Regions from separate parts of the Homo sapiens genome. Here region 1 is linked to region 2. Evidence: read pairs that join two places in POLR2A ChIA-PET (ENCODE). Cell type or tissue: GM12878. All regions are shown on one strand. Links, peaks and the distances in the headings refer to the core of each region. The heading gives the core; the rest is flanking DNA.

The links. Peaks named below come from ENCODE experiments on the same cell type or tissue, not always from the same donor. Only the 100,000 strongest peaks of a DNase experiment are listed, where the experiment ranks them.
Region 1: POLR2A ChIA-PET joins it to region 2 with 10 read pairs; 2 of 35 experiments call an interaction of 5 or more read pairs at or near these places.

The regions. Positions count from the first base shown.
Region 1 is chr14:106,263,399-106,280,334 of GRCh38, forward strand. It overlaps IGH, the pseudogene IGHVII-22-1, the pseudogene IGHVIII-22-2, IGHV3-23 and IGHV1-24. Among named protein-coding and RNA genes, the nearest start is that of LINC00226, 16 kb to the right of the region's middle. In GM12878, for the core only: a CTCF peak has its summit at 5,135 (motif pointing left); a DNase peak (open chromatin) is centred at 5,823; H3K4me3 peaks cover 151 bases; H3K27ac peaks cover 257 bases; H3K27me3 peaks cover 170 bases.
Region 2 is chr14:105,850,394-105,862,569 of GRCh38, forward strand. It overlaps MIR4539 (microRNA 4539), which reads right to left and starts at 7,179; the gene lies at 7,120-7,179. It overlaps MIR4507 (microRNA 4507), which reads right to left and starts at 7,782; the gene lies at 7,731-7,782. MIR4538 (microRNA 4538) reads right to left here and starts at 7,849; the gene lies at 7,772-7,849. It overlaps MIR4537 (microRNA 4537), which reads right to left and starts at 9,160; the gene lies at 9,091-9,160. It also overlaps IGH and IGHM. RefSeq lists an enhancer at 11,396-11,977. In GM12878, for the core only: a CTCF peak has its summit at 10,162; a DNase peak (open chromatin) is centred at 11,768; H3K4me3 peaks cover 6,229 bases; H3K27ac peaks cover 5,712 bases.

The DNA.
Region 1 (16,936 bases), core at 4,657-12,656, 410 kb after region 2:
GGTAGCTCAGCTGTAGGAGAAACTGTTTTTTGGATGTGGATCTGGAGATGGTGACTGGACTCTTGAGGAGTGGGTTGGATTGTGCACTCCCTCATGACCTGTGCACCTGATTCGCTCCAGTCCCTTCCCCGGGGGGTGACGGATCCAGCTCCAGCAGGAAGCACTGGTTGTAATGGAGAAGCAGAGATGCCACAGGCCAGGGGGAGGATCTGTGAGGGCTTCACCAGGCCAGGAGTGCACCGAGAATCACAGTTGTCGGCATGCACAGGTTCTGAACAACATGTTGAAATTCACAAATTTGCACATTTTGATGAAAATGAAGAACTCACTGTTTTGCAATTTGTAGGTCCCCGAGAGCAAATAGCAGATTCAGAGGTTAGAATTAGATGAATATATGGTCACATTTTTTCTTCAAACTTTCAACCAAATAAGAAAGACAAACTGCGGACAGAAGAATGGGTACTGGATTATTACCTCTGTCTATAATTACGGTGATTTTCAGAATAAGATTGACCTGTGATAGCCCAAAGGGTGTCATAATCCCGAATCCACAATTAGACCTGAGCAGCAATCACGGGCAGTGGAGGTCGCCTCACATGAGGAAAGATCTGACTCTGCAAAGCTGCACACGGGGGTCTCTGCAGTCCCTGAGTTGTACAGGAACAGCTCCTCCCTCAGACTCAGAGTGAGGACAATGTGCTCTATCTGGGGGAGGTGAGGGTTAGTGTGTGGAAAGAACCAAACTCACTCTAATCAGTATCTCTGTACTTGGACAGAAATCAAAGTTTACAAGAAATCATGAACTTGGGGTAAAGCAGGAAATTACAATTGTTTGCAGGGTGCATGCTTGCTTCTCCATGTCGTCTAAGAGAACCAAGGAAAATCGTGATTTATTATGTACATTTCCATAAAAGGTGTTTCCACCCTGAGAACGCACCTCCTATACCTCCAATGTCAGGGAGCACGTGGACCAGGCACCCGGCACAGCTCTCTGACACCATCACCCAGTTTTTGACAAAGAGACACATCCTGGAGCTCCTCCCAAACAATGACTGTGCACAGTGAAGTTGCTAACGCGTGGCTGCTGCTGGGCACATGGGAGATTCCCGATGGACAGCTATGCTCTGGGAAGAACCAATGGCCTTGATGGAATTAGCTTGGACCACAGGGTTGTTAGTAAGCTTCATCAGACTCCCACCTTCTCCAGCACTCGTGGTGGGATTGGCATAGTGGGCTGACAGTGTCTACAGCCTCACCCGGCCTCCTGCACACTTTTCTGCCTCTTGTCTCTCCCCTACACTCCACCACCTGCACCTCACACTAGACACCTACAAACATAGGGACATTTTGGTCCGAACCTGCCACACATAATCACTGTATTTTCACTCACATCCACTCATGCTTAATATCTCTAGTTCTCCATTATTTGCCTTTTAAAATAGCAACAAGAAAACCCAGCTCAGCCCTAACTCTATGGTGAGCCATGTGTGTTCAGAGCTGATTGTCAAATCAAAACTCCTGGTAATGCTGGACTGGGGCTCTTCTCCCAGAGCTGTAGGCTCAGGGCTGCGATGGTTTCCATCAGGAAAGGGAGGGCCCTATTTTCACGTCCCCTCCTCTGCAGCAAATGCTGAGGTGGGATGCCTGAGGAGAGAGCAGAGCCCAGGGCAGATGTGAGACTCCTGGAGGAGTTTAGTGTTGATGGCAGCATTTGGAAAATATAATTTCTTGTTATGTGATTTTCTCATTAAAATTACTAAGCAAATATTTTTATTTCTCTTTTACATATTTGAAAAACTAGAAATATAACTACATTTATGAAACTTTAAGATGTATAAAAGGAGAAATAGAAAACTATAAAAAAATTAGGAGACTTCAAAACCTCGCCTTCAATAATGTACAGAGCATCCACAGAAAAATTCTTAGGAAGCCCGTGGACTTAAGCACTCTCGAACAAACTGCCCTAACAGACATCTACGGAACATTCCAACCAACAGCAGCGTAATATGCATGCTTCCCAAGCACACTAGAGATATTCCTCATGATGGGTTATATATTAGATAACAAATGACTCTCAGCGTTTAAAAAAGTGATGACAACCGTTCTCTAACTTTTTAAAAAATCCGTGAGGTCCCCACCTTCTAATCTCTTTCTAAGAGGCTCCAATCACTGTATTACCAGTAATAGACAAGGCAAAAGAAGAAAACCAAACTTCTGACAAATGTTCTTAGTATATGTAAACAAGCTACTCCCAATTCATAGTCAACTAAGTTCTATAAGACTTTAAAAGGATTGTACACCATGACAAGCTCCAAATTATTTTTGAGATGCGCTGATGAATCAATATCTTCAAATCAATAAATCTGATGTGGTAAATTAAGAGAATAAAGGAAAAGCATCAGTTAACTTCTCACCAGACATAGAAAATAACATTTAAAAAATTCAAGATCTCATAATAAAACCTCTAAAAGTTAGGAATACAAGAATATAACCTGTATATAATAAAAGTCATTATTTAAAGCCATACTTTTATATGGAAGAGTGAAAGGTTAAAATATTTTGCTATAGCATCTGTAAAAAGGCAAAAATAAACTTACATCTTACTTCCAGATTTCAAAAGTAATAACAAAAGTAGAATAATAAAAACAGGATGGAGTTGGCATAAATATGTAGAAAGAGCTCAGAAATAAACTGATGTATCAATGGCAAACTGATTTTCAGCATAAGAACCCACAATATAAAACAGATAAACCAAGTCTCTCCCTATGAATGTGTTAGAAAAACTGGATGTACACATGCAAAGAGTTAAGAATTTTGGGTTAGAATAAACACAAAAATCACTCTGAATGGGCCAGATATTTAAACATATGGCCTGCAATTGTAAAATTTCCCCGACCCAGAAAATAATATATTAACAATGATTTCCTATATTTCACATTAAAGGCACAGACAACAAAAGCAGAATTAAACAGGTGGAACTACATCACAACAAAAAGATTCTACAAAGTGTGGAAATAATTCCAACCTACAGAATGGGAAAATATAATTGCAAGCCATGCATCTGAAAAAGGGATGACATCCAAAAATACATGCAACATCTACCACTCATTAGCAAAATCATATTTGCCTGATTGGATAGTGATCACTTTTTCACCTTAAAAAATTATGAACATAGATCTCATGTTAAAGATTCTTCCCTCTGGGTAATGGTAAATTTGATGGTACACTTGGTTAGGATAGACTTTGTAGTTATTCACTGCAACACTAATATATGTGGTGCTGTGAATTTACTTAAGACAAGCAAAACAGGTGGGCCTGATTCCATCAGAGCAGAACTGGAGAAAATGAAATTCCATGGTGTTTCAGCAGCTTTGCCTCTCTCTGGGACCTCCAGCCTGCACTTATTGATGGATGATCTTCTGGACACTGGGTATTCCCAGACATCTCCAAAAACTGTCATCCTCCACATCTCACAGAAAAGTGGCATGTCTTTTGTCCTTGCGATAGTTTGCTGAGAATGATAGAAGGATGGTTTCCAGTTTCTTCCGTGTCCCTACAAAGGACATGAACTCATCATTTTTTTCCTCACTCATAGGTGGGAATTGAACAATGAGAACACATGGACACAGGAAGAGGAACATCACACTCCAGGGACTGTTGTGGGGTGGGGGTAGTGGGGAGGGAGAGCATTAGGAGGTATACCTAATGCTAAATGACGAGTTAATGGGTGGAGCACAACAACATGGCACATGTATACATATGTAACAAACCTGCATTGTTCACAGGTACCCTAAAACTTAAAGTACAAGAATAATAAAATTTTTAAAAAAAGTCATAAAAAAAGAAAGTGGCATGTCCATCTGTAGCTTGTCAACCCTGAATAACAGAGAGAGAGAGACTCTAAAATATAATAATATGTATTCTAGGAAGTGTATTGCAATTGAAATGTATGGGTGCATTCAGGTTGGTATAGGAAGATAAAGAATAAAGGAAAAATGAGGAGGGTCACATCAGCTGTTTAAGACAATTGTCCTGGGCTAGAAGGATCAATAACAGGGGCACATCGGTGTAAAGTTGAACAGGGAGTTGCTGGGCAGATACACTGGGAGAAGTAATTCTTTTAATGTTGTGGTGGCTTCTGTGCAAGGTTATGGTTGTGCAGAGTCTATTTATGGTAGTTCTTATTATCAGGAATATGTGTGTTAGAACCCTCCTTCATGGCCTTCCCCAGCTTCATTCATTAGGGCTTTAACACAAGTGGCTCCATCTTGATTCTGATAAATTTCACCAGCTCTTTCTAACACTACTTCTGAAGCAGACGACTCTGACACTGTGCACGGAACAGGGTTAACTCCACATCCACATCCCATTTTGATCAAATGAGTTTGTCCCCTTCAGTATTAATGGTCAACTGCATTCCCAGATGAGCCTACACACAACACAGTGGAGGGTCCTGAGAAAATGGGGAGAGAAGGAAGTCCCATCAGCCTCTCCCACGTGGCTGCAGGAGCCACAGCCTGAGCCCCACCTGAGCTCCAAGAAAATGCCTTGAGCCCTGGAATGTGGACCAAGGGGACCATCTGTTTCTTTTTCAGGAAACAGGAAAAGCAAATAAAAAAGGGAGAAGAAACTCTCCAAAGAAAGAACATGGATTGGGAGCAAAAGGAGCACCAGGTCAGTGCTGATGCTGATTGGCTTTAGTGTCAGGAGAAGGGTCAGACGTGGAACCTGTGAGGTTCTACATGACTCTGGCCCTGGCCCATCCTCTCTGTTAGATGTGATCAAAACTCATAAAGGCTGTCCCTGAGGTTTCTGTCCCAGGACTGATTGCGGAAGAGTCACCAGGCACCCCTGAGTTTCCTCAGGACTCTCATCCTGGTGACCATGGTTGAGAACTTTTCATCTCTGTAAGCGTCAATCTGCATTTGGTGCGTGTGAGAATAGGTGCTCATATTAAAATGATCTTTTAAAAAATACGTAGAGATGACATTAGTAAGCACAGAATTCTGAGGTTAGAGAGGTTCACTAGAGAAACTGTCAGAAGAAGATGAAGTCCCACACCCTGACAGGAAACAGCCTCCATCTGCACCTGCCTCTGGGGATGACTCTGATCAGCGGGTCCTGAGCGCCCCCTGCCGCTGATTTCCCCCCCATCGTTCCTGCAGGGAGGTTTGTGTCTGGGCTCACAATGACTTCCCCTCACTGTGTCTTTCGCACAGTAATATACGGCCGTGTCCTCGGCTCTCAGGCTGTTCATTTGCAGATACAGCGTGTTCTTGGAATTGTCTCTGGAGATGGTGAACCGGCCCTTCACGGAGTCTGCGTAGTATGTGCTACCACCACTACCACTAATAGCTGAGACCCACTCCAGCCCCTTCCCTGGAGCCTGGCGGACCCAGCTCATGGCATAGCTGCTAAAGGTGAATCCAGAGGCTGCACAGGAGAGTCTCAGGGACCCCCCAGGCTGTACCAAGCCTCCCCCAGACTCCACCAGCTGCACCTCACACTGGACACCTGCAAACAAAAAGAAACCCTGGTCAGAAACTGCCACACGTATCCACTGTTTCTCTCACTCTTATCCATTCACACTCAATTTTTCTATTTCTCCATGAATTACCTTTTAAAATAGCCACAAGAAAAAGCCAGCTCAGCCCAAACTCCATGGTGAGTTCTCTCTGTTCAGTCCTGATCACCAAATGAAAACACCTGAAAATCCCAGGGCTGGGCTCCTCTCTCAGAGCTGCAGGGTCAGGGCTGGGCTGGTTTTCATCAGCAGACGGAGGGCTCTATTTGCATATCTCCTACTATATAGTAAGCTCTGGGGTGAGAGGCCTTTGGAGATAGTGGGGCTCAGAGCATGTCAGAATGTCCTCGGGGAGATCTGTGATATTGAAAGCATTGGGAAATTGTGCTTTCCTATTGTCAGTTTGTTTTGTGATAAACTTAAACCTTAAAACCTAAAAATCTTATAATTTTGTAATTTTTATTTTAAAACAGTTTTATTGAGGTACCATAGATCTACATAAACTGCATATTTTTAAAGTTAGCACCAATCATCTTTTATTTTTACATACGCAGAGAAACCATGGTATATAGTATCAATATTATTTCCATGTTAAAGATGAAAAATTATCAGCAAAAGCACAGGTGGGTTTTACAATGTCCCCAGTGCTCACATTTGGTCAGAGTGAGCCTGGGCATCTGGGCCTGTGCTTCTCACCACTGGACCTGACTTCTCCCTGAACCAAGCCCAGCACACAGGGGTCACAGCTCGTGAGGTTCGCAGAACCTTTTCTCTGTAATGGGAACATGGTGTGATGTGTACACACTGTGGTGATTACCTAACAAATATAAAGAAAAGCAAGTTTCCTACAGTTTTATTTTCTTGAGTGTCATACATTTCTCATGTTGGTATCTATCTTTCCATCAATCTTTAACAAATTATCCACTTATTTGTAATACCCTTATTGAGGCATTATTGCTATATAATAAATACTGCATAATTGAAGTGTGCGGTTTAATACGCACTGAAGCCGAGCATGGTGGTGCACCCCTGTAGTCCCAGCTACATAGGGCAGAGGGAGGAGGATTGCTGGAGACCCAGGGTCTGAGGCTGCAGAGAGCTATGATCTCACCACGGAGCTCCAGCCTGGACGACAAAGCAAAACCATGTCTCCGAAGGAAAAAAAACATAATTTCACGTGTGCTCACCTGTGTATCCAAAATAACAATCGAGATAACGATGATTACAGTTAAAAGCCTCCCTGTGTTCCTCTCATTCCTGCCTCCCCATTATTTCCCTCTCACCATACTGAGTCAACCTCTCATCTTTGTTAATTCAGATCTATTTTTCAAGATTTTGTTAAAGTGAAATCTTATATTTTCAATTTCATTTGTGTGGCTTCTTGCTCAGTATAATTACTTGGGAGTCAGTAATTTGGTTGTGTATAAAGAATGTGTTGATTCTAATGAGGAACAGTATTCCAGTTAAAGAATTCACCCATAGTATTTATTTAGAAAGCTCCTTAATATGTGTGTTATTTGCAGTTTCTGAGTATTACAAATAAAGCTTCTACTCAGCCTGGAGATGTAGGCATGCTATAACAAATATATTATTTTTACTAAAACAACTAATTTTAGTAAGCTGCAAATTAGCACATTTTCTTTAGTACACCAGATTATTGATGTTATAGTATAATCAAGAGACCTTACATCTTGTGAAATTCAGTGACTTGCAGGAACAAACAGGAAGAGAATATGACCTTATCTGGGGGAGAGGCCAGCAAATGTCACATAAGCTAATACAAAATTAAATTAGATATATTCATTGGATTGTTTAAAATTTAGTATTATAAAGAAGTTATTGTTTAAATTCTCAGCGGACATACAACTGAGAGATTCCTATTGCTATTGAAAACTTTTCTCCCAGGATTGAGGACACATCAGAAAAATCTCCAACCTCTTCCTCCCGAGACGGTTCTGTGTGGGGAAGTGGAACAGCAGCTGTGGCTGAAATGCATCCAGACCCAGCTCCCTCACCACCACTACATGACCAAAGAATTAACATGCAGGGGCAAAGCCACTGACAGCTCTGTGTTACAGGCACTGGAGGAACTCGTAGAAACTGGGGTAGAAGAAAGAAAAGCTCCAAAGCTCTGTCCATTCTTTCAGGAATAACAGCCTCATCTCCCACCTCCTCTCTCTTCCCTCAGGAATAACAGACTCATCTGCTGGGAAGGGCAGAAAAGAGGAAGCTGAAGACATCAGTGGGAAGACATAGTGGCTGCTGGGAGAAGATTGGGGAAAGAACAAGGAGACCCTCTACCCAGGAATGGGAGGAAGATGCATGGATCAGCATCACACCTGCAGGAAGGGCAGGGATACTTGGAAGGACACACCCTGAGCCAGGACTGCCATGTCTGCCTGCAGTATGGCTCCCTCAGAAGGACAGAGAGTGCCCGTTCAGTGCGACCCTTCCCACCATATTGACAATCATCAGGTCCATGTGGCTCTGGCCTGACCTAGGGGAGATGAAAGACAGAGTCTGTCTGGAGAGCACAAGACTAAGGCCCAAAGCCAAGCAGGAAACAAAATTAAGGTGTCATTGGAGTAATCTGAGTGACTGGTGGCTGCAGAGGAAACCCACTGCAATTCAGGCAGCCACTGCGACAATTACTTGCAAATGTAGCCCTGACTAGTTTCACACAATTTTCTACGATAAAGGCCAAGAAAATATAGGGTGTGATCATCTACAATAAAATGCAAAAATCATAAAGCAAGTAATTAGCTGATATAATGAATCTGATAGAAGTATCTGCAGAAGATAAATTTTGAAATAACTTGCTTAAATACTTTGAAACATTTACACTTGATCCCATTGTTAGTCTATGCATAACTTCATAAGAATTTTCCAACATGTGTTATAACTAATACTAATATTACTAATACTATATTAATATAATGCTTTTAACAAAAACCACAGAGTAGGTTCTGTTAGAACTACTGATGAAAAAGCAACCTTGCAAAATATTTAGAGAGATTTATTCTGAGGCGAATGTGAGGACCATGAACTGTGAACAGCCCCAGAAGATCTTGAGAACATGTGCCCAAAGTGGCTTGATGGTAGCTTAAATTTAGTGTACTAGAGAGACAGTCACCAAACAATACATGTGAGATATATGTTGATTTGGTCCATAAAGACAAAACAGCTAGAAGTGAGGCAGTGTGGGGCGGGGATTACAACTTACAGTGAGTTCGAATATTTTCTGATTGACAATTGATTGAAAGATTTAAGCTTTTTTCTAAAGACCTGAAACCGGTAGAAAAATGTTTCTAGGTTAAGATAACAGGTTTTGGAGAACAAGATTCTTACTATGTAGATGAAGTCTCTTATGTGACCACCTTTAGAGGCAATAGCTGGGAAATGTTTTCTCCTAAGACCTTTAAAAGAAGCTAGACCCTCAGCTAATCTCCTCGGTATAAGAAAAAGACCTGGAAAGGGAAGGAGATTCTCTACAGAATGTAAATCTCTCTCACAAAAGATAACTGTGCCTGGCTATTTTAAAATATGTCAAAGGAATATATTTTAGGGTAAAAGCCTTTGATTCCTTTCAATGCCTGCTCTCTGTCCTGTGATGATATTCTCGAGTAAGGTTAGAATTTGGTATCTTACTGCTACAAATAATCTGTTTTCTGAGCCTTAAGCTCTGTTTTCATAAAAATGCTGGTTAGTTGTGCTTGAATTCCAAAGGGAGGAGGGTATAATGAGGCATTTCTGATCCTCTATTTCTAACACGGCCGGAGCTAGGTTTAAAAGTGTCTCTGGAACTCCTTGGTCAAGAGGAAGGGTCCATCTGGTCAGGTAGATGCTTAGAATTCTACTTTTAGTTTCTAGGACAGATACGAGACTTATCTTAGTCAGGGGTATCAGAAAATACTTACTGAGGTAATCACAGTGAAGTTGAGACTTGAAAGATGGTCCCAGATTCCTCCCTGCAAACCTTTTCTCGTGACATGAGAAGAAGAAAACTTACAAGACACAAATATTACTATTTCTTCTATGTTCAAAATCGTCACCCATTAAGAAAATATTTAAACTAGGGAGACTTATCTTTAGAAACAAGCAGCCTAGTTGATTTCTAAAGTCCTTTACAAACCCACAGATTCTGATTAGTTTACAGATCATGCAGCACATCCCATCTAATGGGAATCTGCAATTAGCTGGATTCCACTGCATTGGTGTTTTTTAATGTTTGATTTATATAGATACACAATATTTCAAAATATTTAGGTGGTACAACTGATATTTTGATAAAAGCATTTTATGTGCAGTGATCAAATCTGGATAACTAGGATATCCTTCATCTCTATCACTGATTATTTCTTAGTGTTATGAACATTCCAAATCTTATCTTGTAGCTATTCTGAAATATACAATAAATTATTAACTGTAGTTTTCTATGTGCCATTTCGGCATTCCCACCAGCAAGGGGTGAAAGTTCCTGTTTTTCAACTTCCTCATCACCATCTGATATTGTCTACCTTGTAATTTTTACCCATTCTCATAGTTTAGTAGAACTTTTTAAATATTAAACATAAGTACACCTAATGAAAATCAAGTTGATCACTTTTTATGTTTGTTTTTTGGATATGGTTTCTATTCGGGTCTCTGCCCATTTTAAAATTAAATTCTGTGGTTTTGTTGTTCAATTGTAAGTTAATTTGTATATTTGTGATAAAAAACCTTTTCCAAATATTGGATTTGCAAGGAAATCCTCCAAATCTATAGCTTTTCACTCTCATGTAAGGGCTTATTTTCAAAGGCATAGGTTAGTTTATCCGTATACGAAAAGATGATAATTGTAATTCTAAATTCTAAGAATTATTAGAATAATAATGTTGGTTAAATTAATCCCAGTATCTGGTGCTTCACAACTTTTGGTATAACGCCAGTGAGAAAAATTTGTAGAGTATTCTGTGAAGACCAGAAATCAGAAGGTGATAAAGGGACAATTATATTTGAATAATCTGGAGATAGGAAGTGTATTTGGTATTCTTCTCCTTCTATTTCTCTATGAAGATGAAATGGAAAAATGACGTCTCCATGTGAAATGGGACACAAAGTTTTTAAGATGATTCTGAAGGAAAGTTGCTAACACAATCTCTCAGGTGATGTTCCAACACAGGCTGTGGAGGGGATGGTGGCCGCCAGTGGTTGCTGTCAGCCACAGGGTTGGTTGGTGTGGCCATTATTTTGTCCATGAGAGACAGTAGGCTATAATTTACTACATGCAGGTGCATTTCTTAATCTCAGATAAGGGGAGAACATGAGAACACAGAAGACGGGAAATTTGAAGATCTCACTACATCAACCACATTCCACTCAGGAGAACTTCTCACTGAGAGACCGGGGGATACGCAGGGAGTGGAGAGGAGTTTGGGGGATACTATCCATGAAAGAACCAATCCAAGCTCGTCGACCTCCCCATGGAAGGAGAGGTTAAATGTTTGTTCACAGAGAATGGTGGCTTATGTCAGGGTTCCCACAGGATCCAGAAATAGTTTCTAATAACAAACATCATACTATATTTAGAATTGATTTATTTTTTATAATTTATTTTGCCCCTCTAGTCAGCGCCACAGAAGAATGTTCTCAGAATCCTTCCTGATCCTCTGTGAGTTCCTGGTGCAGCTCCTGGAGGAAAAGGCTGTGTGGGAGGGAGCCCTCCTCATGTGAAGCCCTGAGGCAGTCCTGTCACCTCACCCACCACTGCCCTTCAGTCACTTCCTGAACACTTATGAGTTAACCTTCCTGAAACGTGGCATTTGGCAGTGCTTTCCCAGGTAATAAAATACTTCCGTTCTGTTTATCCTTGCAGGCCCCTGTCCGTTTCTGGAGCACGGGTTGCAGCTGAGTGTGTGGTAGTGGATAATCAGTGGGAGGAGGTTTGTGTGCATCTTGTCATCTTCCAGAGTGCACCCCTCATGGGGTTGACACTGACAAGCACGCAGATGGGCTTGCTCAGCTGGAAGATGACAGGCATTTTTGTAACCTTTGACCCCAGGAAGGCTCTCCCACTGCAAGACCAATCAGGCTTAAGCCTCTGGCTAAAGTGCAGCCAGCAAAGGGTACAGTGCCCAACCCTGAGAGCTCCTTCCAGGTGCCAAACCACTTTGTAAAGGAAGCTTTTTTCCTGCATGGATCCCATGGATGTGTCTGCATTTTCTGCACAAAGGGCTTTATCCAGAAACACCCCCCAAGAGCTTACAATGTTTTGAATCCAACTGTAGGGCATTATTCACGAAGGCCCTCATGACCAAAGTCTCCACTTCTCATTAAAGGACATTAATTATGGGATTCACCAGAAGCTGCTGGCTTTCCAAGGTACAGACCTGCCTCTACACCAGTGTCCCCAACCATTTTGGCACCAGGGAACAGTTTGGTAGAAGAGAATTTTTCCATGGATGATGGCGGCGGGTGGTTTTGGGATGAACTTGTTCCCCCTGCAATCGTCAGGCATTAGATTCTCATAGGGAGCGCTCAGTCTAGGCCCCTTGTATGTGCAGGTCACAATAGAATTCGATGAATGCAGCAAACCAACATAGCACATGTATACCTATGTAACAAACCTGTACGTTATGCACATGTACCCTAGAATTAAAGTATATATATAAAAAAAGTGAATTCGGCTTGTAGGAGAATCTAATGCACAGCTGATCCGACAGGAGACAGAGCTCAGGCAGCGATGCTGGCTCGCCCCCACTCATCTCCAGCTGTGTGGCCCGGTTCCTAACGCACTGCACACCTTAACGGATCCACAGCACGGGGACTGGGGACCCCCGCTGTAAACACTGGGAAACCTTACCATTGGGGAAGAGGCATATAAAACCAGGAGAAAGAGGAGCTCCATGTAAATGTACATTTTATGGATCCTTGAGGAAAGAGTGCAAAGAGGAATGGTCCCACCCACTTTCCTTCTACCTGGCATCATTCCCAGTAACCCACTTGAAGAATCCACTTGAACCTGGGGTGCTTCAAGATAGTTGAGGCTTGTTATACCAGGGACCACCAGAAAAGGAAACAACCAATGTGTCTGTGGAGATTCATCCTCTGTAACCGATTTATGACACTGGTGCAGGGTGTTGATAGCAGAGAAGGCTGAGCGTCGGGGGGCAGGAGTGCATGGGAACTCTGTTTCTTCTACTCAAACTTGTTGTGATCCTAAAACTCCTTTAAAATAAATTCAGTGTAAAAGGAAGGGCAAAGACATTTTGGAAGAAATTTCGGCCACTTCTTGGAAATTATATTTAGTCTTACCATGAGATCAAGCAATCCTGTTTCTAATGATTTATAGATCCAATTATAAAATGTATGTCCCCACAAAGCCCCCATGGGAATGTTTGCATCAGCTTGATTGATGGCTGCCTTTCCCACTCTGTGAGTGTTACTTATAGGGTGACAGTTGAAAATACTATTTCCTACATAATGACAGTGTACACATCTTTCCATTGCTGTTTTACTCAATTACTCAACCCATTTTCTAAACAGATTTAAACTTCATAAATCCTGTCATCTCCTCAGCCTCAGCACAGCTGCCTCATTCCTCAGGGTTTCTGACGCTCTCAGGATGTGGGTTTTCACACTGTGTCTGTTGCACAGTAATACACGGCCGTGTCCTCAGATCTCAGGCTGCTCAGCTCCATGTAGGCTGTGTCTGTAGATGTGTCCTCGGTCATGGTGACTCTGCCCTGGAACTTCTGTGCGTAGATTGTTTCACCATCTTCAGGATCAAAACCTCCCATCCACTCAAGCCCTTTTCCAGGAGCCTGTCGCACCCAGTGCATGGATAATTCAGTGAGGGTGTATCCGGAAACCTTGCAGGAGACCTTCACTGAGGCCCCAGGCTTCTTCACCTCAGCCCCAGACTGTACCAGCTGGACCTGGGCGTGGGTGCCTGTGGAGAGGACAGAGGAGTGGATGAGACACCACTTAACTGGACCCAGTCCCCTCATCAGCCCTGGAACTAAGGATTCTCTTGCCTGTAGCTGCTGCCACCAAGAAGAGGATCCTCCAGGTGCAGTCCATGGTGAGGTGCTGCGCTCTGGGGGCTTCTGTAGGGGAGGGATGTGGCTGTTGTGTGATGGTCTCTGGGCAAGGAAAGATCTGTATTTACCTCGGTAGACAGCAGTGCATTTGCATATTCATGAGGCAGGTTTTTCATAGCTCAGGCCACGCCACCCTGAGGAAGAAGATAGGTGACATGTGGACCACGCCACAGTGGGATGCTGAGCTCCCTGCCCTGAACTTTGTTTAATATTTGTCCTCTGACATGCCCAGAAGTCCATGAAGACAGAACTCCTCTCACAGAAACCCAGAATCTCACAGGACATGGTCCTCAATGTGATTCCCTGTTCATATGGCTCACTGTCTACCTGAACTTTTCCTGAGCCTTGCCCTCTGCACATCTAACTTCTGGGATGAGTGTGTCTCCGGACAGTAACACCCATTGAATTAATAAAACCACCCCTCAATTCCTAACTAGAAATACATTTGAAAGACCTAGACATTTCTCCTTTTAAATCCGGTTTGCATTAAATTATTGGGTTAGGTATAGGCTGCGTATACAATAAAATACTTACAGGCACATCAGTACTTGCTAAATTCTTATTTAAATGTTAGGTCATTATTGCTTTGAAATAAGGAACATTCAATTCCTGAGAGAAAACCCTGCCCCAGCCTCCTGTGCACCTGCCCCAGGGCTGGGTCCTGTGCTGGGTGCTCCCTGAGCGCCCCCTGCCGCTCAGCTCCTGCCCTGCAGGGAAGTTCCTGTCTGGGAACTTTTTCCTCCTGTCAGAGAACTTTTTCCTCCCAGAATCTCAAGCTCAGTAGGAAGGGGCTGTGCCCTGGCTCAGAATGCTCTTTCAGTGACAGAAATTGTTTCCCCCACCACCTCTTACAATAGAAAATAGGCCTTAGAAAACCCAACATAATCTACAGGGAGACCTCAGCACGGCAAGCAAGGAATCATAAAAGCCATCAGGGAGCCCCTTCCCTGGAGCTCCGGATCCACTGATACGGTCCAGACACATGGCGAGTCCAGGAACTGATGGGACTTTGGGGAAGGCTCTTTTTTTTAGGATTCTGTGGTTGAAGATTTTATCGATTATAACTTTACCCACAGACCCTATGTCTCAAAGCTCACCACCACACACACTCACAGTGGCATATTTGCATAGTAACTGGCCTCGAATTTGCCCTCCTTCTTAGTGTCTTGCCAGTGAAAAGTGCTTCCAACACTGATCCTAGTCCTGGTTATGTTTGTTGTGGTTTTGCTTTTTCCAAACAGCTAAAGCGAGCTAGGTACTAATGGAGATTTGGAAAGTGCCTTCATGTTCTCTTTGCCAGTTCTCACCTGCGCACCCTGCAGATGCCCCATGAGAGGTAAATCTAATTTCAGTGAGGGAGAGGATGTGACCTTGTTCCTGAAGCTGTTGGTCTAAGAGGTTTTAAGTCACTTTACTGTCCTTGACTTTTTCTCTCCCACTGCCTTTGGTTTCCCTAAATTCTAGTCCTTAGATGGAGTCTGTGCCTTTCCACACTTTTCTCTTTAATCCAGATTAATCATATTGGTGGTGAGGTGATGTGGTGGGTAGGGGAGCAGTATATGTTCTGGAAATTGAATTCCAATGATTTCTTGCTATTCTTTCTCTAGGCTGTACCATTTACAAGGAGTATTCAGTGGTACAGCTGATTTTCCTCCGTCCTCCACTCCCCCTCCTGGCTGCAGCATCCACAGATTATTTTCTTGAATCTGACCCCAGATGTTTTATTAATTATACTCCTTTTCATGACTCAGGAAGGCTAAGATGAAGCTGTCTGGGATGGAAAAGAATCCCTTCCCCTCACAGAATAAAGATCTTGAAAAGTATTTTTTCCCTATAGGGTCTGTCTGGAGGAAGTTCTGGGCATACTTATCAGAGTATAGTTCTCCTGATGACAGAGCCATGAGGGAATCTGTTTGGATTCTCATCTTGAGAACCCAGAAGTTTCTGGAGGGAAATTCCATCAGAGTGGGGTGTGCAGCCCCCAGGACTTCTTACCCTACCCTATCCACACTTGTCTTCCAGGCATTTATGGAATTGCCATATAACTCTTCCCAACAGCTTGTGCTTTCAACGGAAGAATCACCCAGTTTATAAATTTAGAAAGGAGACTTTATTTCTCAGAAAGGGTTGAAGCTGCAGGACGGCCATCTTAACAGGCTGGGAAGGAAAGCCTCCCACAGAGACTGTGAGCAGGCACTTTAAGAGAGGGAAAGATGAGAAACAAATTTGTGCAAATGGATTGGCCGAGTGTACACACTCAGCAGGCTATAGAAGGAGCTATGGATATTCACATGGCGTGGAGGCTCTCATGTCTAATAAGCAAACACACATGATACATGCATTTCAGCTTTGCTTTGGGGTGAGGACTTAAGAACTAAATGAATTACAGCTGGGTCCTGCATATCAAAAGGGCTTTGTGCAGGGGCAGAAAGACACACAGTGCACAGCCTCTGGAAATTGGCCAGGACAAGTCCATGGTCAGTGGTCTCTTCACAGGAGAAAGTTACTGAAATCAGTCTCTTGGCCAATCAAAGCTCTCTTTATGGCTGTGGATCATTCTTGCCAACATTTCTTATCTTTTGTCTTGCTGATAATAGCCATTTTAAGTGGTGTGAGGTGATATGTCATTGTGCTTTTGATTCGAATTCCTCTGACAATTAGTCATCTTGAGGACATTTTTATGCTCTGTTTTTCATGCATGTGTCTTCTGAAAAAAATCTATTCAGGTTTTTGCTCTTTTTATGAGGTCATTTGATATTTGCTATTGAGTTGTATGGATTATTTATACATTTTGATAGAACTTCTTGTCAGATATATAATTGCATGTAGTTTTTTGCTGGGCTTGCTTTTGGGATTAACTTCAAATAAATCATTTCTGAATCAATGACATGAATTATTTTTCCATGTTGTCTATGAGTTTATGGTTTCATGTTATGTTTATTTTTGTTGATTTTTGTATATGGTGTTAGAGAAGGTCTAATTTTATTTATTTTGCATATGGATGTCCAGTTTTTACATCATTTGTTGGGAGACTGTCCTTCCTTCATTGTGTGTCCTTGGGATACAAAATCAGGAAGATACATAATTAAAAAAGAAAACATCAGATGAATATTCTTGGTGAACATAGACCTAAAATTTCTCAACAAAATACTAACAAATAGAATCCAGAAGCACTTTAAAATGTGATACGTCATGATCAAGTAGGCTTTACCCCTGGAAGGCAAGTTTCATTCAACATCCACAATTCAGTAACTGTGATTCTCCATGTAAGCAAAATAAAAGCAAAAAACATATGATTTTCTCAATACATGCTGAGAAAGCTTTTGATGAG
Region 2 (12,176 bases), core at 4,019-12,018:
CATCTTCAGGGTGATGGCAGAGACTTGTCCTCCCCACTATGCATTCCCTAACGGCTTCTAAGGACGACATGGTCACGCCCCCCATCCTCATCCACAAGGGGATGGCACTGGGAGCCCTAGCATCTGGGCAATGATGAGGACCTCGTGACGGGCTTAGTGCCTGTATGAGAGAGACCCTCGTGACGGGCTTAGTGCCTGTATGAGAGAGACCCTCGTGACGGGCTTAGTGCCTGTATGAGAGAGACCCTCGTGACGGGCTTAGTGCCTGTATGAGAGAGACCCTCGTGACGGGCTTAGTGCCTGTATGAGAGAGACCCTCGTGACGGGCTTAGTGCCTGTATGAGAGAGACCCTCGTGACGGGCTTAGTGCCTGTATGAGAGAGACCCTCGTGACGGGCTTAGTGCCTGTATGAGAGAGACCCTCGTGACGGGCTTAGTGCCTGTATGAGAGAGACCCTCGTGACGGGCTTAGTGCCTGTATGACAGAGACCCTGAGAGCTCCTTCACCATCTTCGGCTGCGCGAGGATGCAGTGAGGAGGCGCGTCTCTGAGCTGGGAATTGGCCCTCGCCAGACGTTGAAGTTGCCGGCGCCTTGATCTTAGACTTTCAGCCTCCAGCGCTGTGGGAGGCAAATGTCTGTTGCTCAAGCTTTGCAGCCGATAGTGTTTTGTGATAGCTGCCCAATTAGACTAAGACACTCGTTCACCTGAAACTTTTGCTCCAACTTCCACTCCCCTGCCACGGGCGCGACTGCTACCCCACCCCTGTGCTCCTGTGGAGTGCAAGGCCCCCACACTGTGCAGACAGGCCCACATGCTCTCGAGGGCTCAGCCTGCACCTCCTGGATCCCGGTGAGGCCCACATGCTCTCGAGGGCTCAGCCTGCACCTCCTGGATCCCGGTGGCGTGCACCACACATCATGAAGGTTTGGGGCAAGGCCAAGAACTGTCTGGGCTTGCTGGGAAGGGTGGCAAGGTGACCCGGGCAGTTGTAGGCATGTGGAGCACACACAGAGGCCCCCGAGGCCTGAGCCCCAGTCTCTCAATTCAGGCTGTGCTTGGAGGACCAGGCCTGGAACCCTCTCCTGCTCAGTCCCCTTCCTTCCATCAGGCTGGGCATGCCCCGAGTCTGAGTCTGGCCCACCTGCTTCTGCGGCCCCTTTCCTGGGCACGTGGCTTTCCTCGAAACCCCCTGCGCTGGCTGACCCAGCGCTCTTTTCCACAGCTCCCTTTGGAACTGGGGTCCCCCTTGAGATGCCCATGTAGCAGGAAAGTTTTGAAAAAGAAACAAAAACCCTCACCAGAAAGCAGTTTCATGGATAAAATGTGCATATTTATTTCAGGGCAACAAGCGTATACACAGCAAAGCAGTGTGGGGTAGAGCCCACCTCGTGGCCTGCAAGCCAGCCAGCCCCTGCCGGTCGAGAAGGAAGCCTGTGTGAGAGCACACAACTGGAGGCCGGGCGGGGAAGAGAAACACGTGCCAACAGGCCACGCAGGCCAGGACCCCAGACCCGGAGGCAGCGCCCCTTTGAGTTCCTCTCTCTGGTCTCCGATGTTCTTCTGTTGGGATCATTTCACCTACAGGCAACAGAGACAGTGTGAAATGCTTTCCCCGTGGTCGGGAAGGGAGCCGGGGCAGAGATGACCCAGTGGGGTGGTGTGGGGGCCTCCGGGCTAGACGTCCAGCCCAGGCTGCTCCCTGGGCCCCACACTCGCCCTGCACCCTCCTCCCTGTGCCACAGCCGTGCTACCTTGAACAAGGTGACGGTGGTACTGTAGAAGAGGCTCAGGAGGAAGAGGACGATGAAGGTGGAGGCGGTGGCCCACAGGTTCTCAAAGCCCTCCTCGTCGGCGCTCACCTCCCCCTCTGCAGGAGACACAGCACGGGGGAATAGGGTCAGGCTGGGGTGGCACCCAGCAAAGCCCCCCCGGGGCCCATCCTCTAGGCCCACCCTTGGCCCCTAGGCTGTGCTGCACCCAGGGGTGGGGAGAGCAAGTGCAGGGGGGCTCGGGCACTGCCCAGGGCATGGGCTGGGCCCCTGAAAGCCTGATGCAGCGGGGGCACAGGCCGAGACTGGGCAGGGCTGGGACTCTGAGGTCTTTTCCTCAGAGTCCTGGGGTGGCAGAGAGAGCGTGGGGGATGCAGCACACAGACCAAGGTGGGGGCTGGAGGGCGGGGCCCCAGCGGAGCAGCGGCCAGCATGTCCTGACTCTCCTGGAGGGGGAAGCAGGGGGTGTGGCCCTGCCCTGTGCTGTGGGGGCTGGCAGGTGGGAGGACTGAGCTGGGGGGAACCCGATCCTGACTCCCTCACCAAGGCCCTGACTCTCCAGCTCCCTCTTGGAGCAGAGTCTGCATGGGGACATCCTGGCGGACTTGTCCTACCCTGCCAGGACCCAGGGAGCAGACAGAGACCTGAGCTCCACAGTGGGATGAGGACATTCGGGGGGTTGCATCCCCTGCACAGATGGGCCCTTGGGAGACACCTGGAGCCCAGGACTCCAAAGGGCCAAGAGTGTGGCGGGGACTCGGAGGTGGCCCCAGTTAGAGACAGCACTGTGCGTTGGGTGTGGAGACCTCACTCGGGCCCTGCCTTCCCTGCTGGGGCTCGGTCCTTCCCGGGCTGCTGCTGTCTGACCTCGCCTGCTCCCTGCTGTGGGTTGGGGAGCAGGTGGTATTTGCAGGGGCAGACTTGCTCTAGCTCATCTCCTGAGGCCTCCTGCTAAGAGGAGCAGCTGCCCAGGGCAGCCACTCTGCCCTCTGGGCCCATATGCTTAGTCACTGCCTGCTCTCAGCACATGGCACAGGCTCTGGTTCTGCTCACCGGTGGGTGTGGGGGCTATCTGCTGCCTTCATCAGGAGCCTGGCCTCAGCAGGGGTCACATGCTATCCCTGGGGCCTCCGCTCCCCAGGCAGAGCACAAGCTGGGTGCCATGGCAGCACCTCCAAGCAGAGACAGAAGGACAAGCAGAGCCTGGGCCCAAAGCCCCGGTGCCAGCACAGCGCAGGGAGCAAACTGCTGCAGGGACAGAGTATCCGGCAGGGCCCTGGGAGAATGTTGGCGGGGGCCGGCCGGCATGCGCACGTGTTGTGCCTGTGGGTGTGTGCATGTCTGTGTACGCGTGTCCATCTGTTGTGTGCCTGTGGGTAGACGTGTGTGTCCACGTGTTAGTGTATCACATGCTCCTGTGTGTCTGTGTCAGTGTGTCTCTGGGTGTGCATGTGTCCATGTACTTGTGTCTGTACATGTGTGTGTGTTTGCATGCACATGTGTGTTTGTGAATGTGTGTGTCTGTGTGTGTATGCCTCTGTGCTAGTGTGTCTGTGTGTGTGCATGTCCTGCACATGTATGTGTCCATGTGTGCACATATCCATGTGTGTGCCCGTGTGTGTGTGTGCCTGTAGTCAGTGTTCTCTTTGTGTGCCTGTGCATGTTTGTACATGTGTGTCCACATATGTTTGTGTGTGGGTCCATGTCTGTGTATGTGTGTGCCCATGGGTTAGCACGTCTCTGTGTGTCCATGTGTTTGTGTGTGTCCGTGTCTGTCCATGTGTATCCACACATGCCTGTGTGCTGCCTGTATACGTGTGGCCTTGCTTTCAGCTTTCTTTCTGGAAGCAGTAGGAGGAATGGCAAGTCTGAGGTCAGCCTGCTGTGAGCAGCTGCAGGGAATTCAGGGGTTTCTAGAAGCCACTGAGGCACGCAGGTGGGTGAGGCAGGGGTGGGGGCTGTGGAGGAAGGTGTTCTGCAGGGGAGGCGCAGGGTGGGTGCAGCACAGCCGCCGCCCCAGTAGGCCAGAGCATCGTGCACTCAGGACCAGTATCTTTTGAATGGATCTTTTTATTTCTAATTTTATAAGATGCAACATCTCACCCCGTTGACACGGTTAGTTTGCATGCACACACAGAGCGGCCAGCCGCCCCGAGCCTGTGGGCAGGCCAGCAGGGTCAGTAGCAGGTGCCAGCTGTGTCGGACATGACCAGGGACACGTTGTACAGGGTGGGTTTACCGGTGGACTTGTCCACGGTCCTCTCGGTGACCCTGTTGGGCAGGGCCTCATGGGCCACCACGCAGGTGTAGGTCTCCCCCGTGTTCCATTCCTCTTCGGACACGGTCAGGATGCTGTGGGCGAAGTACCGGCCTGGGGCCTGGGGCTCAGGCATTGGGGCGCTGGTCACATACTTCTCCGGGGACAAGGGCTGCCCCCTCTGCATCCACTGCACGAAGACGTCCGCGGGAGAGAAGCCCGTCACCAGGCACGTGATGGTGGCCGACTCCCGCAGGTTCAGCTGCTCCCGGGCTGGTGGCAGCAAGTAGACATCGGGCCTGTGCAGGGCCACCCCTGTGAACAGAGATGGTGGTGAGGGCGGGGCAGTGGGGGGACCAGCCTGTGGGCTGGGGTTGAGTCCCCTTTTCCCCAGTTGCCCAGACAACGGGGGAGTGAGGGGTGCTTTCCACCATGCCCCAGAGGCCAAGGGAGGTCCCAGGGAGTGCAGGAAGAGGGGCAAGAGTGGGGCCTACCCTTGGGCCGGGAGATGGTCTGCTTCAGTGGCGAGGGCAGGTCTGTGTGGGTCACGGTGCACGTGAACCTCTCCCCGGAATTCCAGTCATCCTCGCAGATGCTGGCCTCACCCACGGCGCTGAAAGTGGCATTGGGGTGGCTCTCGGAGATGTTGGTGTGGGTTTTCACAGCTTCGCCATTCTGGCGGGTCCAGGAGATGGTCACGCTGTCATAGGTGGTCAGGTCTGTGACCAGGCAGGTCAACTTGGTGGACTTGGTGAGGAAGATGCTGGCAAAGGATGGGGGGATGGCGAAGACCCGGATGGCTGTGTCTTGATCTGGAGTCAAGAGAAGGGAGTCAGAGGTGGGGCAGGTGTGGATGTGGGCGGAGGCATGGTTCCCACCCAAAGAGTAGCAACTGCCTCTGCCGAGCCCAGGGGTCCTGCCGCCCGAGCCCCTGCCCTTGGCCGCTCTGGGAAGCCAAGGCTCAGGGAGTAGATGGCTGCATCCGGGGTGGCGAATGCCAGACCCGAGTGGACCCCTGTGTGTCGGTGGGTGCTGCCCCTGGGGACAGGTCACTCACCGGGGACACACATGGAGGACGCATTCTGCTGGAAGGTCAGGCCCCTGTGATCCACGCGGCAGGTGAACATGCTCTGGCCGAGCCAGTCGCTCTCTTTGATGGTCAGTGTGCTGGTCACCTTGTAGGTCGTGGGCCCAGACTCTTTGGCCTCAGCCTGCACCTGGTCCGTGGTGACGCCAGACCCCACCTGCTTCCCCTCGCGCAGCCAGGACACCTGAATCTGCCGGGGACTGAAACCCGTGGCCTGGCAGATGAGCTTGGACTTGCGGGGGTTGCCGAAGAAGCCGTCGCGGGGTGGGACGAAGACGCTCACTTTGGGAGGCAGCTCAGCAATCACTGCAGTGAGGGACACGTGTCAGCCCGGTGCCCGCCACTCCCGCCCCCTTCGGCTCCCTCTCTGTCCCGGTGGCTGGGCCCGGCCCTCACCTGGAAGAGGCACGTTCTTTTCTTTGTTGCCGTTGGGGTGCTGGACTTTGCACACCACGTGTTCGTCTGTGCCCTGCATGACGTCCTTGGAAGGCAGCAGCACCTGTGAGGTGGCTGCGTACTTGCCCCCTCTCAGGACTGATGGGAAGCCCCGGGTGCTGCTGATGTCAGAGTTGTTCTTGTATTTCCAGGAGAAAGTGATGGAGTCGGGAAGGAAGTCCTGTGCGAGGCAGCCAACGGCCACGCTGCTCGTATCCGACGGGGAATTCTCACAGGAGACGAGGGGGAAAAGGGTTGGGGCGGATGCACTCCCTGAGGACCCGCAGGACAAAAGAGAAAGGGAGGGTGAGGAGCTGCCTCCTCGTGCCCTGCCTGTCGGGGCTGAGTGGCGTTCTGAGTGCCCTCACTACTTGCGTCCCGCTGTGGCTGCCCCACCAAGGCCGAGCCCACCTGCAGGCCTCCAAAGCCCAGACTGTCATGGCTATCAGGGGTGGCGGGGCCGTGGTGAGGCCTCAGGTCTTTGTCCAAGGCTGCTGGGGCTGCAGGCCTCAGCCCATCCTGCTGCAGGGCCCAGCACTGAACACCTGGACAGACCTGGGGTCTCCTGGAGCAGGCTGAGCCATCCCTGCCACCATTCAGCTGGCTGCCCTGCTGCACTCTGAGGCCTGACTGCCCCTGGCTCCCTGCTCAGAATGGCTGAGGGCTCAGGTTTGGGTGGACCAGGCCTGCTTTCCCCCGAGGCATCAGCACGTAGGTGCTGCACACACTCAGCTCCCAGCACATGCAGCTGGAGGGCCCAGGTTGCATACCTGAATGTGAAGCCTGGAGCCACACACCCCGCAGGCAGCCAATAGAGTCCCTCCAGCCCAGCTTCTGCTGCCCCCAGCTCAGTCACACTCCAGCTACCCTGAAGTCTCCCCAGGCAGACAACCCAGGCCTGGGAGTGAGTATAGGGAGGGTGAGTGTGATGGGGAACGCAGTGTAGACTCAGCTGAGGCTATCCATCTATGTCCAACAAGATCATGAAGATTGGCCCAGTGCCATGTCCTCCAGTTCATCCCAGCCCAGGCCAGCTCAATCCAGTTCATCCCAGCCCAGGCCAGCTCAATCCAGCCCAGCCCACCCCACCCCAGCTCAGCAAAGCCAAGCTCAGCTCAGCCCAACTCAGATGAGCTCAGACCAGCTCAGCCCAGCCTAGCTGAGCTCAGACCACCTAAGACCATCTCAGCTCAGCCCAGCCCAGCTAAGCCCAGTATAGCCCAGCCCAGCTAAGCCCAGTATAGCCCAGCCCAGCTAAGCCCAGTATAGCCCAGCCCAGCTAAGCCCAGTTTAGCCCAGCCCAGCTAAGCCCAGTATAGCCCAGCCCAGCTAAGCATAGTTCAGCACAGCCCAGCTCAGCTCAGCACAGTTCAACCCAGCTCAGCCCAGCTCAGTGCAGCACAGCCCAGCTTAGCCCAGCCCAGCCCAGCTCAATCCAGCCTGGCTCAGCCCAGCCCAGCCCAGTTTGGCTCAACCCAGCTTGGCTCAGCCCAGGTCAGCCTGGCTCAACTCAGCCCAGCCCAGCCCAGCTCTGCTCAACCCAGCTCTGCTCAACTCAGCCCGGCTCAGCCCAGCTCAGCCCAGTTCAGCTCAGCCCTGCTCAGCACAGCACAGCAGAGCTCAGCTCAGCCCAGCTCAGCTCAGTTCAGCTCAGCCCTGTTCAGCACAGCACAGCAGAGCCCAGCCCAGCCCAGCCCAGCTCATCCCAGCTCAGCCCAGCCCAGCCTAGCTTAGCTCAACCCAGCTCAGCACAGTTCAGCTCAGCCCTGCTCAGCACAGCACAGCAGAGCCCAGCTCAGCCCAGCTCAGCTCAGTTCAGCTCAGCCCTGTTCAGCACAGCACAGCAGAGCCCAGCCCAGCCCAGCTCAACCTAGCCTGGCTCAGCCCAGCCCAGCCCAGCCCGGATCGGCTCAACCCAGCTTAGCTCAGCCCAGGTCAGCCCAGCTTAACTCAGCCCAGGTCAGCCCAGCTTAACTCAGCCCAGCCCAGCCCAGCTCAGCCCCCAGCTCTGCTCAACCCAGCCCAGCTCAGCTCAGCTCCGCTCAGCCCAGTTCAGCCCAGCTCAGCCCAGCCCAGCCTAGCTTGGCTCAACACAGCTCAGCTCAGCCAGCCCAGACCAGCTCAGCTCAGCCCAGTCCAGCTCAGCTCAGCCCAACCCAGTCCGGCTCAGCCCAGCCCAACCCAGCCCAGCCCAACCCAGCTCGGCTTAACCCAGCTCGGCTCAGCCCAGATCAGTCTGGCTCAACTCAGCCCAGCCCAGCTCAACCCAGCCCAGTTCAGCCCAGCTCATCCAAGCTCAGCTCAGCCCAGCCCAGTTCAGCCCAGCCCAGTTCAGCTCAGCTCAGCCCAGCCCAGTTCAGCCCAGCCCAGTTCAGCTCAGCTCAGCTGAGCCCAGCCCAGCCCAGTCCGGCTCAGCTCAGCCCCGCCCCACTCAGCCCAGCTCAGCTCAGCCCAGCTCAGCCCAGCTCAGCTTAGCCCAGCTCAGTTCAGCCAGGCACAATCTGGCTCAGCCCAGCCCAGCCCAGCTCAGCCCAGCCCAGCCTAGCTCAGCACAGCCCAGTTCAGCTCAGCTCAGCTTAACTCAGCTCAGCTCAGCTCAGCCCAGCCCAGCCCAGGTCAGCTCAGCCCAGCCCAGCCCAGCCCAGATCATCCCAGCTCAGCTCAGCTCAGCTCGGCTTAGCCCAGCTCAACCTGGCCCAGCCTGGTCCAGGTCAGCCCAGCCTGGACCACCCAGCCCAGCTCAGCTCAGCCCAGCTCATCCTGGTTCAGCTCAGCTCAACCCGGCTCAGCCCAGGTCTGCTCAACCCAGCCCAAATCAGCTCAGCCCAGCCCAGGTCATCCCAGCTCAGCCCAGCACAGCCTACTTCAGCTCAGCTCAGCTCAGCCTAGGTCAGCTCAGTTGAGGTCAGCTCAACTCAGCCCAATCCAGCCTGGCTCAGCCCAGCTCACCCTAGCTCAGCTTAGCTCAGCCCAACTCAACCCAGCCCAGCCTTGCCCAACCCAGCTCAGCTCAGCCCAGCCCAGGTTAGCCCAGCCCAGCCTCGGCTTAGCTCTGCTCAGCTCGGCCCTGCTCGCCTCAGCCCGTTCAGCCCAGTTCAGCTCAGCTCAGCTCAGCCCAGCTCAGCCCAGCCCTGGTTAGCTCAGCCCAGCTAAGCTCAGCTCGGCTCGGCTCTGCTGAGCTTGGCCCAGCTTGGCTTAGCCTGATACAACCTGCTCAGCCCAGTTCAGCTCGGCTCAGCCCAGCCCAGCCCAGCGTAGCTCAGCTCAGCTGAGCCCAGCCCAGGTTAGCTCAGCCCCAGTCCAGGTCAGCTCAACTCAGCCCAAACCAGCCTGGCTCGGCCCAGCTCACCCTAGTTCAGCTTAGCTCAGCCCAGCCCAGCCCTGCCCAACCCAGCTCAGCTCAGCCCAGCCCAGGTTAGCCCAGCCCAGCCTCGGCTTAGCTCTGCTCAGCTCGGCCCAGCCCAGGTTAGCCCAGCCCAGCCTCGGCTTAGCTCTGCTCAGCTCGGCCCTGCTCGCCTCAGCCCGTTCAGCCCAGTTCAGCTCAGCTCAGCTCAGCCCAGCTCAGCCCAGCCCTGGTTAGCTCAGCCCAGCTAAGCTCAGCTCGGCTCAGCTCTGCTGAGCTCGGCCCAGCTTGGCTCAGCCCGACACAGCCTGCTCAGCCCAGTTCAGCTCGGCTCAGCCCAGCCCAGCCCAGCGTAGCTCAGCTCAGCTGAGCCCAGCCCAGGTTAGCTCAGCCCCAGCCCAGGTTAGCTCAGCCCAGCTCAGCTCTGCCCAGGTTAGCTCAGCCCCAGTCCAGGTTAGCTCAGCCCAGCTCAGCCCTGCCCAGGTTAGCTCAGCCCAGCTAAGCTCAACTTGGCTCAGCTCAGCCTAGCTTGGCTCAGCCCAGCACAGCACGCTCAACCCGGTTCAGCTTGGCTCAGCCCAGCCCAGCCCAGCCTAGCTCAGCTCAGCCCCGCTCAGCCCAGCCTAGCTCAGCTCAGCCCCGCTCAGCCCCGCTCAGCCCAGCCCAGCCCAGCCTAGCTCAGCCCAGCTCAGCCCAGCCTAGCCCAGCTCAGCCCAGCCCAGCTCAGCGCAGCCCAGCCCAGCTCAGCGCAGCCCAGCTCAGCTCAGCTCAGCCTAGCCTTGCTCAGCCCAGCTCAGCTCAGCCCAGCTCAGCCTAGCCTTGCTCAGCCCAGCTCAGCCCAGCTCAGCCCAGCTCAGCCCAGCCCAGCCTAGCTCAGCTCAGCCCCGCTCAGACCCGCTCAGCCCAGCCCAGCCCAGCCCAGCTCAGCCCAGCCCAGCTCAGCTCAGCCCAGCCCTGCCCAGCTCAGCCCAGCTCAGCCCAGCTTAGTGCAGCCAAGCCCAGCTCAGCTCAGCTCACCTGGTGCAACTTAGCCCAGCTCAGCTCAGCTCAGCTCAACCCAGTTCAACTCAGCCCAGTTCAGCTCAGCTCAGCCCAGTTCAGCCTTGTTTAGTCTAGGTCAGCTTAGGTCAGTTTTGCCCATCTGAGTCCATTTCTGAAAGCTGGATGGAGTTGTCATGGCCAGAAATGGTCAGCCCACCAGACCTGCTTGTCTCAGCTAAAGCCATCTCATTGCCGGGTTCCTGCACAGCCAGGCTGGCTTCCATCTTTTGTCTCCCTCTACTTGATACCCCAGTTCCCTGCAGTCCTGCCCCAGCGCCACCTGGGTTTTGGTTCCAAAGCATTACCAATCATTACCACCCTCCACTACCTGGGTGGAATATTTCTTTGCTGCTTTAAAGTCATTAAAACATCTTGAGAATGAGACCAAGAATTTAGGAGCCTGTGCTGTGATAAAAATGAGCAGGTCCCCTTGCTCTAGAAGTGGCAGCATATCTTCTGCACCAAGAGGAGGGTATTGAGATGCTCAGAGCCTCCACCTTCCCGGAGCATCCCCTCCCTTCTGAGTCTGCAGTAAACCCCTGCCTTTAAATTCCCTCTAGATAACAGTCATCATTGGAAACAACCAAGAAATGCATTTTATCTGAATTTGCCACTTAAAATTCTGCCATTTACCATAAATCGCTTTGGAAGGCATGGGCTACTTTCAAGGGTGCGATGATGACCTACAGTCAATGACTTAGACAAGGGCGATGCCAGTGGGGCTTGGTATGTTCTCAAGCATCATTACCCATGCCATCCCCATTCAGAGGTTGTGGAGCAGCTCGTGCGACCTCTCCTTCAAATGGGCTTTAGGGAAAGTTAAATGGGAGTGACCCAGACAATGGTCACTCAAAAGACTCACATAAATGAGTCTCCTGCTCTTCATCAAGCAATTAAGACCAGTTCCCCTTCTAGTGGAAATAAGACGTCAAATACAAAGTTTTAAGAGAAGCAAATGCAGCAGCGGCGGCTGCCTGTCTCTTACCATGTCGGGCGCCTGGTCACTGCGAGCCTTGCAAAGCTTTGGCATGGAATCATTCCTCCAAGTCCATTAACAAGGGCTGGGGCCTGAGCAGCCAGTCGGCCCGGCAGCAGAAGCCACGCATCCCAGCTCTGGGTAGTCCGGGGAGACCCAAAGCCCAGGCCGGGCCTGGCAGCCACCCTCCCAGAGCCTCCGCTAGGCCAGTCCTGCTGACGCCGCATCGGTGATTCGGAACAGAATCTGTCCTTCTAAGGTGTCTCCACAGTCCTGTCTTCAGCACTATCTGATTGAGTTTTCTCTTATGCCACCAACTAACATGCTTAACTGAAATAATTCAGGATAATGATGCACATTTTACCTAAAACTTATCCTAAAGTGAGTAGTTGAAAAGTGGTCTTGAAAAATACTAAAATGAAGGCCACTCTATCAGAATATCAAAGTGTTTCTCCTTAATCACAAAGAGAAAACGAGTTAACCTAAAAAGATTGTGAACACAGTCATTATGAAAATAATGCTCTGAGGTATCGAAAAAGTATTTGAGATTAATTATCACATGAAGGGATAACAAGCTAATTTAAAAAACTTTTTGAATACAGTCATAAACTCTCCCTAAGACTGTTTAATTTCTTAAACATCTTACTTTAAAAATGAATGCAGTTTAGAAGTTGATATGCTGTTTGCACAAACTAGCAGTTGATAAGCTAAGATTGGAAATGAAATTCAGATAGTTAAAAAAAGCCTTTTCAGTTTCGGTCAGCCTCGCCTTATTTTAGAAACGCAAATTGTCCAGGTGTTGTTTTGCTCAGTAGAGCACTTTCAGATCTGGGCCTGGGCAAAACCACCTCTTCACAACCAGAAGTGATAAATTTACCAATTGTGTTTTTTTGCTTCCTAAAATAGACTCTCGCGGTGACCTGCTTCCTGCCACCTGCTGTGGGTGCCGGAGACCCCCATGCAGCCATCTTGACTCTAATTCATCATCTGCTTCCAGCTTCGCTCAATTAATTAAAAAAATAAACTTGATTTATGATGGTCAAAACGCAGTCCCGCATCGGGGCCGACAGCACTGTGCTAGTATTTCTTAGCTGAGCTTGCTTTGGCCTCAATTCCAGACACATATCACTCATGGGTGTTAATCAAATGATAAGAATTTCAAATACTTGGACAGTTAAAAAAATTAATATACTTGAAAATCTCTCACATTTTTAAGTCATAATTTTCTTAACCATTTTTCTCAGAAGCCACTTCAAACATATCCT